Regions from separate parts of the Homo sapiens genome. Here regions 1, 2 and 3 are each linked to region 4. A link is a loop called in an ENCODE intact Hi-C map of the cell type or tissue named here. Cell type or tissue: dorsolateral prefrontal cortex. All regions are shown on one strand. Region 1 has its middle 160 kb from the start of LINC01559. Region 2 overlaps GRIN2B (glutamate ionotropic receptor NMDA type subunit 2B). Region 3 overlaps GRIN2B (glutamate ionotropic receptor NMDA type subunit 2B). Region 4 has its middle 81 kb from the start of EMP1.

Region 1 (2,500 bases), 260 kb before region 4:
TCTTTCTCTTTTGCCTTTTCTTGAAATTAATGTTTGTATAGATTTTTCTCTAATCCCACTGCACACAACAGTGTGATTATTTATCCTATCCAAGAAACCTCTCAGTTATCAGAGAAGAGGAAATTTTTTTCTTTCAAGTTACATCCAAAATAACTATCATTTAATGTGCACCTACCATATTCTAGTCCCTTTCATTCATTATCTCATGTGATCCTCTTAATACCTCATTTTACAAATGTTATTACAGTATTGAGGTTTGGAGAGATTTGTCAACTTGCTCAAAGTCATACAGCTATTAAGTGAAAGATCAGCAGTTCAAAACCAGTGATGCACATTTCCAAGCTCTTATCACTCAAACCACCTCACAGATCTACTGCAAAAAGTAAACTAGACAATGAACATGAAGCTATTCTGCAAACTGTAAAGTGCTGAGGATAAATGTAATGTGGTATCATTCTGTCTAGCAACACCTTGATCATTGACTTGCCCCTTTCTGATGCTCAACAATTAGTTCCTTATACTCCCTTAGGCACCAATCTTGGCAGATCTTGTCCCTTTGTAACTCTTTGTGTTTGAGGGTTTTTGCTTTGTTCAGAGTATCACGTTGGGTAGCCATTCTGAGAAAGTCATGAAGAAATGGTCTTTGCAAGAGAGAATCACCACCACCACTGTCAACATAAACATTAACTATTGGATACTTAATAATGGCCAGCACTGCACTAAACATTTTACATATATTGTCACATCTGCTGTTTATAATAACGCTGGGGAAAATGTATTTCCCTCCCAACTCCTCATTTTACAAAGGAGGAAATCAAGGTGCAGTGATGTTACTTAGCCAGCTTGGAGTTGCACAGTGGAACAGATCTATCTTAACCCAGAATTTTTCTGTTATGGAGCCTTTGAAGGCCACAGTGCTCCTAAAAATGTCATTTCTGAGGCAGCTTTATTTCTTGTCAACGTCTAGTCCAGAGGTTTTCAACTCTGGCTGTATATTAGCGTTACCTAAGGAGATTTTGAAGTTGCAGATGCTAAATACTCAGTAATTTGTAAAAACTCTTTGGGGGGTGCTCAGCTGGAGCCAGGGCTAGAAACAAGTGGTCTCAGTTAATGCCAGCAAAAATGAATCAGGGCCAGGAGAAGGGAAAGAGGCTGGTGCAAATACCTACAGCCAGAGGGAATGCACAGAGGGTTCACAGTAAGAATATAGGAAACCCAGAAATATTATTTACCCAATATGTCCTTTGAGGTGTGTCAGTTACTAATCTGGGGCTTCCACATTCACCCGTGTCCTTCTTGCCTTACTTTGTGATCCTGGTGGTCTCTGTAAGCTACAGCTCTCCTTTGCCAGCCTCTCTATGCTAGGCTCTGCCAATAGAGGGCGCCAGAGGGAGCCTGGGAGACTGGTGGATGAAAGGTTTTTTGTTTTGTTTTGTTCAGTTAGCAAGCCAGCCCCTCTGTGGGCATCTGGCTCCTGACGTCTCCCTAACTCTCGTGGGCAGTTCCCCCATCCCAGGATGGCTTTCTGCCCGTTTCTTTCTTGTGCAGCAGCCATGCCCTTGCCATGGTCTTAGTCTTGAATCTCAGCCTTGCAGAGCTCCCCTCTCAGCAGAAAGTCCCTTCCTTGTTCACGTTCCCTCTATCCCAGAGTGGAAGTCATTCTCTGTAGTTGCTACTCACATTACAACTCAGGGTTCTCTTTCACCCTTTCACAAAACCATTATGCAGTTAACAATTCCTTAACTTTTCCCTGCTCAAATTCTTGCTTTGGTCAGTTGCCTCAACTGGACCATGGCAGGTATATTGGAACACTCTCTTTATAACTCTGCTGTCAGATCACAAAGTGAGATGAAGGAAAAGTTTGCACAGGCTCCCCTCATGAAGCCTGGGAGAGCATGCCCCTTTAAGGAATGGGATCCGTTTCAATGATTCTGGTTAAGAAAAGGCTGCATGAGCTACTGGCGTATTTATTCTGTAACCAACCGCTAATGCCAGACTTTTTCTTTGCTTTCATTGCTATATCACAATGGTAAAAGAATTGACTTAATTAATTTGCAGCCTGTACATAATGAGAAGAATATTTCCTGACAGCTTTATAGAGAGGATGATAGTTACATAACATTAGTTACATAATATATAATTTATAATTTATTTTCTATAAAACTCATTTAATAATAATATCACTTATATAAGTAGATGCTTGTATATCTATCTGCTTTATATTTATTCTGTTGGTTGTGGTGGCAGTGGAGGAAAAAAGGATATCTTCATTATTTTGTCTGTGTAGCTTTTTTCTTAGGATAAACCTACTGGCAGATTTTGATAAAGCTGTTCTGATCTAAGTTAACAACGATCACAAAGGTTATGTGGGGACTGTGGAGATGATTATGGCGCAGGACCTATGAGAAAATTCTAGGGGAAGAGCAGGTCTGCCACTGCTTCTACTCATTTGCATTCACTCATTCATCCGAATATTTATTGAGTGAGCATGCAATGTCTG
Region 2 (2,500 bases), 700 kb before region 4:
GATGAACTCTTAATTTGACTTCAAAATAGAAAAGAGGTATGGGTGAGAAAGGCAGCTCCATGTGCAATGCTTTCATACATACAGATGGACAAGGAGAGGAGGGCATTGATGGGGCACAGGGCCCCTTTTGCATCCCCAGTGCCACAACACCAGTACTCTACACCCAGTAGGTCCTTTGGAATGTTCGTTTGTTGGTGATGGGTTTGACAAGGATGCTGTTTGACAGGATCTCAGCTACCTCATTTATCTTGAATGCCAATGGATGAAGCCAGGTTCCAGGCTATCATTAGTTGTCCCTAAGACTAGGCGAGGTTGAAAGGGGAGGGAGTTGAGGAAGAGAGGAAAAAGTGGGTGGGGAAGCTATAAAGGGAAAGGAGAGGTAATCCAACTGGAAGAGGCTTGTTAAGATTCAAGGAGGAATCGCCACAGGTGGTCTGTGCCTTTTCACCATGCAAAGCCATTTTGGAGACCCTGATGAGGAAGCAGGTGTTCCCCATCCTCGCAGGCAGTCTCTGTGAGGCTGTGACTCAGTGGTGCTCTGAGCCATCTCAGGGCCTTTGTTCTCGCCCCCTTTTTCCCCCTCACAGCACAGAGCTGACTGGGTTCTATTTTGTCTTTTCTCCTTCTGCCAGCCCCCTTACAATGTGGGTGACATGGGAAAGAAAGGTGGCGGCTGGTGGGAGGAAGAGCAAATTTAATTTCAATCGAGGAACCTCCATGATGTGCAATTAAGAAAAGTAATAATAATGGGAAATAAAGACTTCCCAGGACACAGTTAAGGACATTAGGTGGGTGATTTCAAGAGAAGCAGAACAACATGGTTATCTTCTATGTCTGTTTCAGGTGTGGCAGAGCATGGCGGATCTGTGAACACAGAGTGATGTGGCAGTTTAGAGTTAGGTGTTACATGTGAGGAGAGGAGCCGGGAGTACCACTGGATTGTCTAATTTTTCCTCTCCCGTTGGTTCCATCCCTAGGAAGCCTGTCTGTCTGAAGATCCATGCTTTGCTAATGTATATATGCAATTTTTGCCAGGGATGGACGCAGGCAGAGAGAATCAATAAGAAGGTGAAATGACAGGAAAGGAGGGGAAAGAGAAAAAATCCTCAATTCAATACTTTGCACACCAAGTGCTTTTCTTTAAGGCTGATTGAGAAGAGCGACTTCCTCTGGAGAAGGGATGAACAGCAGGAACCTTGATTTTGTGTTCTTGGTTTACCTCCAGAAAGATAGCTTTGGAATCTTGACTGTCTTCCCTGACCTTCATGTACATTCACCCAGTCTTGTGTGGGGAGAGGCAGGGGGCACCTGGGAGGTGGGCAAATGGACTGAAATTGGCTGGTGGAATGAGGGGTGTTTGGGAGAAACAGGACTGAGCTGATGCATCCCTTGGCCACAATATTACCTTGTAAAACATTCTTCCAGTTCCTCCATGAATACAATAAACCCTGGGGGCAGGATTTTTTTTTTCTATATTCTTGTTTAAGAATCTGAAAACAAAGGTGACATATATACTACTAACAGGTTAAAGTAAAAAAATTGTTAATATTTATGGGCTATAAATAATATTGATGGACTATAAAAGGAGACAGGTGAAAGGACAAATTGTATGGGAAGAAATCATAATCCCAAATCAGCATGTAGAAGCTAGGGAAGAGAAAAAAGCCAGGGTTGAACTCACCATTCTAAAGATGGGAAAACTGTTGTTCCAAACGATAGTCTTGTGTCTTTAATATTGAAGACTGGGGCCGACAAAACCACTCATCTTGTGTATTTTGTTGGAGTCAAAAGTAGCTGAGCTGGAAAAATGAAGCTCCTCTTTTTCCTCAGTGCCATTCTACCCCATCCTTAGGAATTCTAGAAATTTCTTCCTTTCAGTAAACTACATTTTCAGTCGCTGCTCCTGTGCACATGATTGGATGCCAGTATTGTCTCTCATTGTAAATAAATATAGATCAAAAGAGTTACTGGTCTAATGAATTGTTCGCATTTATTAAAGTGCATCTACTCTTTGCAACCACAAGAGGAAGTCTCCAGGGAGAGTAGATTAGTGGTTGAATTGATATCTTCCAGAAGGAGGCCAAAGCTAGAACAGAATGTAGTCGGGATGAAAGAGCAGGCATAGCTCAGAGAAGGTGGGTTTTTGAGGTTCACCTGCGGCTGTTAATGGTGCCTGCGGCCATTACACAGAATCCATTGTGCTGTGAACATTTTGGGGGATTGTGAACCCAGCAAGGTGTGTTTATGAACCTTTAGTTGTTTTCTTGATGTTCTCCACCTTATTTTTGGTCTTTTCACTTCCTAGTACTTTCAGCAGAGGTTGGCAGAGAAGGGACCTCATGCACGTCTACCTTGTCCCCTTGGTGAAACTCTCCATGGCTGCCCCAGGCTGTGGAATTGCCTTCCTTTCTGGTCTTCACCAGCATGTGCTCATGCTTCTTAGTTTATCCTGACTTTGTTTATATGCCCTGTTTCCCTAAGAAGTTTGTGCACTCCTCAA
Region 3 (2,500 bases), 380 kb before region 4:
TTATAATAAAACTGAATCTTTATCCTTTCATAAAGTGGAGGACAGAGCCAGTAGCCCAGTAAGAAAAAGTTAAAGCCTGCCCTACTCACTCCAGAAGATTCTTAATTACCTGATATCTTCATGTAGTTGCTCAAGACATTCCCTGACACGAGGCCGATTGGGTTTATGCATTTGGCGAATATTTTCCCGAGCCCCTACTAAGGGCTGGGCACTATTCTAGGTGCTGGGGAAACAGTATTGAACAAGACCAACAAGTTCCCTTCCTCAAGGAGCCTGTGTCTTGGTGAGTGGGGCCAGACAACAAACATATAAACAAATCAATACATATGATCATTTCAGATAGTGCCATATACGCTTAAGGTGGTAAGACAGGGTGCAGTGGCTGTCAGACTCTTAAGGCCAGTCTCAAAGGGGCTTTTGATAGATTTATCATTTTAAATAAGTTGCTAGTTAAATTTCTTCAGAGTATGTTCAGCAGCTGTCATAAGAAATTTCACTAGCAACTTATGTAAGAACTTTCCAAATTATGTCCACAAGTCCTCTGCCTAAATTGTATACAGATTCTGTGTTGAGGCTACAGGCCCACTTTGAGGCCACAGGAGAAATATGAGTAGTATTTTATCTCCCATTTTTTTCTCGCTGCTAGATTTTAGAGAATGGGTATGGATTTATATAATCTGTCACATCAGGCTATGAACATTACAATATTTATGCTTGATTTTTCCAAAAAATCAAGAAGCATTAACCTTCATTGTTTAATAAGAACTGCATTTAGTGAGTTACCTACTCTAGCCTACTGTTCTAAGTGAGCATGGCATCTTTTGGCTTTCTTTCACAGCTGTTACGGAAATTACTTCACTTCCTTGTCTCCAGTTGACCCTGTACCATCGAATGTGACACAACATGGGACCTGGTGAGGGTGTATAGGAAAGGTCATAAACTGGCAGTCAACAGACTACTTTTGGGCCATCGACATGTTCTATACGGCCTAAAAGGTATATTTAAAGATTAAATTGGTTTCTAAAATTTAAAAATTCAGATTCCCATAGAACTCCAGATTCTGGATTTCCTGAAAAATCAGAAGATGGGCAACACTGCGTTCACATTCTGCGGGGCCGCCTTTGGTTGGAATACATGCTGTCCAGTTCATCTCAGCCCCCTGCAAGTGTCCCACCTCTTTCATTAATTATCTACCTAGCCCCTGCAGACACTGGAGTTTGCAACTCCTAGAACACGGATGAGTTCGAAAAAGAGTCATTCCCTGCTTAAAATCTAAAATGGATACCTTAGAAATGGGTAGATTTAGGATTAAGGGATTGGGCATTTATGGAGCTGACACAGCCTTTTGATTGCTCCTGCAGTTTACCTTGGAGTCTCTAGGGGGCAGCTGCGAATTCTGAGCACTGCCTTGGAAATGCAAGCACACGGAGCAATTACAGTTCTGTGTTGCACGGAATCTCCAGATGTACCCTGGAAGTGTAGAAGGCAAAAGGCACTACTTGTCTGAAGGGGGTTTTCTGTTTGTCAGACAATGAAATACAGAAATATCGACTTTTAATGCATTTAAAGGTTTTAGGCACATGAGGAGTGTGCATTTGTCTTTTTTCTTGGCAGAGTAACAAATAATCCTAACTGAAGGAACACCCGGAATGGCTTCACAGGCATGAGCTTTACAGAGAATTGGAGTGATCCAAGGGCATTTACCTAGCAAAGAAAGGAAGGCTTCAACAGAGAAAAAGCTCAGCTAGAGGACTAGGAGAATGAAGGAAAGGGGCTGGGTAAATGAAACATGTGAATATAGGAAAAACTGAAATTAGAAATGAAGGCAGGGCCAGAATGTTGCATCTTAAATGTAAGAATGGAAAACTGACAGCAATTAAAAACAGAGTGATATAGTCTAAAAGTGTAGAGAGAAAGCTTGATGATTTTAAGTCATGCTATACTGATTAAACTGTGGAGAGAGAGGAGGAAAAGCAGAGTCAAGAAAAGATGAGGTTGAAGTTGTCAAAGCAGAAGAGCCGTACTCAAGAGGCTTTGAACAGTCTGGCTAGAAGCGAAGGGAAGTTAATAATGACAATAATTACACGTGTATCTTTATATTGTGCAAGTGCTAAATAAGGATGCAAAGGAAGTGCTTAGTCTCTTTTTGGCGATTTTAGATCCCTTCATCCCACCCCAGAAGTTAGAAACACTTCATCTCAGAATGGAATTTCCTAATATTCATAGAACAACATTGACCATATAGCATTTTTCTACTCCACAAAGCTCTAGTGAACCTCTTCTTCTCTGATCCCCAGTGGTGTTTCTGCTTTTCATGTGAAAGCAGATTCTCAAAGTCCACGAGAAGGAGGCATTGCTTTTGCTGCCTGTATCCAGAGTTAGCACTTTTATCAATCAGTTAGCTTCAGTTCAATTCAACAAACCTAAACTGAAGGGCTCTTCTATGAAGGACTCTGTGCTGGGTGCTAAGAGGAAAATATAAAGGTAAATAGACACCCTG
Region 4 (2,500 bases):
CTCAATGGTTTGAGTAAAAGGGCTCAACAGTGTTGCCCAGGAGTGGCAAGCGTCTCGGAGCCACAGCTTCTCCCGGGCGCACCTGCGGGTCTCAGGGCTGACAAGCCCTTTCCCCTCCCCTCTGTTCCCGCTCCCCCTTTCTTCCCCTAGTGCCTCCATCTTAGTTGCCCAGTAATTGCATCAAATCTGAAGAAGCAGATCCGTCTCTAAAAAGGGCAGTGGGAGGGAATTGCGCTGCTCTTTTCAGAGATGAGAATTGAGAGAAATAGGGCAGAGAGATGAAAATGTAATGTTGAAAAATTCATGCTAGAGGAAGCACGTGCTGGCCCTCCCCTGCTCTGCCTCCCATCTGATAAGCTTCTGGCAGAGGCCTGGCTTTCCAGGCACATGAGAAGACCATGGGAGGTTTGGCCAAATCTGTCTGAGGGTGACCTGAGAACTGGCAGGGGTCTGGGGAGTGCCCACGCGTGTGCAGGGACAGAGCTGCCACTTGGCTTCTAGGGGCCTGTGTTGTCGAGGGGCTGGGGTCAGTAAGAGGGCAGGGGAGGGAGAGGAGGTGTCCTCCCGATCTACATCAAGAGCTGCCCCTCTACGCCACCTCCCGCCACTCCTGATGAATTCAGGCCTGGCAGGCACTGCTGTCCACAGACTCACAGGTCCCGTATGTTTAGGAATCCTGGGAGGCAAGGCTCGACCCTGGGCCAGGCGAGCAGCTGGCCTCGCTGCACTTCGTTGAGCACTGTGTGCTCTGAGCCTAGGGCGGGAGAGTTGAGGTGGCCCGGCTCTAGTGGCCCGAAAAGGCCCGGTCTCATTCCCAGCCCTAGTCTCTGACTCCCCTCGGAAAGCACTGCAGAGGCTGCGGCCTGATTAATGCTGCGCGCTAATATGTACAGGAGACCGGCTTGCGATTCCCGGCCAGCGGCCCCTGCTCCCCTGCACAGAGGCGGCGCCAGCTGCTCGACTGCGACCCCTGGCGGCCGCTGGAGGCACTCTCTGCGGAGCTTCAAAATCGAATGGGCCGCTGGACACGAAGTCGAGGGAGTATTAAAAAAAAACAACAAAAAACGGGGTAAGAGCTATGCACCCCCAGATGGTGCAGGGTGGGAGGTGGAGAATGAAGGGGAAGCCAATTTTGCTTTCTTATAATATAAACAGGAAGGAAGGGAACAATCTGTTGGGGATGGTGGGGGCTGATGCAGGGTAATGGGAGGGGGAAGGTGGAAATGTGAAAATCTGTTTATAGTTGGAATGGAATATGTTTAATATGATGCTTACACAAAATAAGACTTATAAGTTTTTCTCTGTTCTGAACCGTTTCCCTCATCTTCATTTTAAGTAGCAAAAGAACTCTGACCTGTTTTTTCTCTTTCATATTCCCAAAGCAGGCTGTGTTTTCAAAGAGGCATTCATTCAAAGAAATAAAACATACTTTGGCTTCCTCCAGTGCCTTCAGTGAGCCTAAGTCCAAACAGTCAATATAATACCAGAGTTGACAGCCTGGACATTGGAGAGGGACAGTGTAAATTCAATACGTATCTATACGCTAACTATGTGACCTTGAGCAATTTGCTCAACCTCGCTGAACCTTCTTTTCCTTATTCAAAAAACAAAATATAAGCAAAACGCACTGCTAAGATTGTGGTGATAAGGAGAATCCTGCCTCATCTCTACTTCCAGGACAAAGAAGCCGTCTATTGTGGTTCTGCGTTCCCTTCCCTGGCAGGACCCCTTTGTGTTGTGACTGTGACAGACTCAGTTCATTAATAGTCAAGTGCCTATGAGTAGCAAGGGGATGAGTCCTCTGGGACTTTCCCTGACTCCTTCCCTTTCTTTCTCATCAGTTCACACAGCCCTCTAGCCCGTGTCTGCCATGCAAGACAACCAGGCATCACCCACAAAATGTTGCGTATGGTGTATGTGTGTTTAGTGTACAAGGGGTTTCTTGGCACAGAGCTGATCTTAGCTGAGGGTGGAGTCTGATGGCTTCAGCCAATTCTTAAAGGCTAGAGATCAGTGTCCTTCTCCTTGGTGTCAACATTGCAAATATGCAATTCTTTGATATGCGGCCTGCTAGTGGCTCCGGCTATGAAGAGGTTCTCCAAGTGGCTTCTCCCACTAGTGTAGTGGGAGAGGAGCAACATACACACAGGAAAAACTGAATAAGAAGTCATGATTCTAGACACCAATGTGTAAAGAAAGGGCCAGCTGAGGGGCTCACGGAGCACTATCAGCGATCAGAGGATAGGAAAACTCCCTCAGACAGAAGTTGAGGGCTCACCTGAGCCCCAAGAGCTACAGAAAGTGGTCCTGGTGCTGTGATGAAGTGGGCAAGCTCTTCCCTCTAATTCAGGGTGGAACACTGGAAGGGCATATCACAAGGTGTATCATCCATAAGGAGGAAGGAGAACATATGCAACACATCTGAATCTTCAAAGGTAATAGGCTCTTGAAGATGCCGGGCTGTCTTTAGCCCCAGATCTTGGGGCTTATTGCAGGGCAT

Evidence for each region. Hi-C counts contacts between places; a loop is a spot of excess contacts. Peaks named below come from ENCODE experiments on the same cell type or tissue, not always from the same donor. Only the 100,000 strongest peaks of a DNase experiment are listed, where the experiment ranks them.
Region 1: a loop joins it to region 4, with 8 times the contacts of the local background. A loop is called at or near these places in 62 of 110 quality-filtered maps.
Region 2: a loop joins it to region 4, with 3 times the contacts of the local background. A loop is called at or near these places in 2 of 110 quality-filtered maps.
Region 3: it touches region 4 in a loop (8-fold over the local background); 69 of 110 quality-filtered maps call a loop at or near these places.

Annotation. Positions count from the first base shown.
Region 1 is chr12:13,533,846-13,536,345 of GRCh38, reverse strand. No RefSeq gene overlaps it. Among named protein-coding and RNA genes, the nearest start is that of LINC01559, 160 kb to the right of the region's middle. RefSeq lists a silencer at 2,377-2,500. In dorsolateral prefrontal cortex, CTCF peaks have their summits at 1,169 and 1,377 (motif pointing right); a DNase peak (open chromatin) is centred at 1,405; H3K4me3 peaks cover 685 bases.
Region 2 is chr12:13,975,748-13,978,247 of GRCh38, reverse strand. All of the region lies in intron 2 of GRIN2B (glutamate ionotropic receptor NMDA type subunit 2B), which reads left to right. Among named protein-coding and RNA genes, the nearest start is that of GRIN2B, 4.6 kb to the left of the region's middle. In dorsolateral prefrontal cortex, a CTCF peak has its summit at 1,172; no DNase peak of the experiment used is centred here; H3K4me3 peaks cover 2,500 bases.
Region 3 is chr12:13,660,368-13,662,867 of GRCh38, reverse strand. All of the region lies in intron 5 of GRIN2B (glutamate ionotropic receptor NMDA type subunit 2B), which reads left to right. Among named protein-coding and RNA genes, the nearest start is that of LINC01559, 280 kb to the right of the region's middle. In dorsolateral prefrontal cortex, a CTCF peak has its summit at 1,377 (motif pointing right); a DNase peak (open chromatin) is centred at 1,387; H3K4me3 peaks cover 335 bases.
Region 4 is chr12:13,276,817-13,279,316 of GRCh38, reverse strand. No RefSeq gene overlaps it. Among named protein-coding and RNA genes, the nearest start is that of EMP1, 81 kb to the right of the region's middle. In dorsolateral prefrontal cortex, CTCF peaks have their summits at 751 and 965 (motif pointing left); a DNase peak (open chromatin) is centred at 936; H3K4me3 peaks cover 948 bases; H3K27ac peaks cover 899 bases.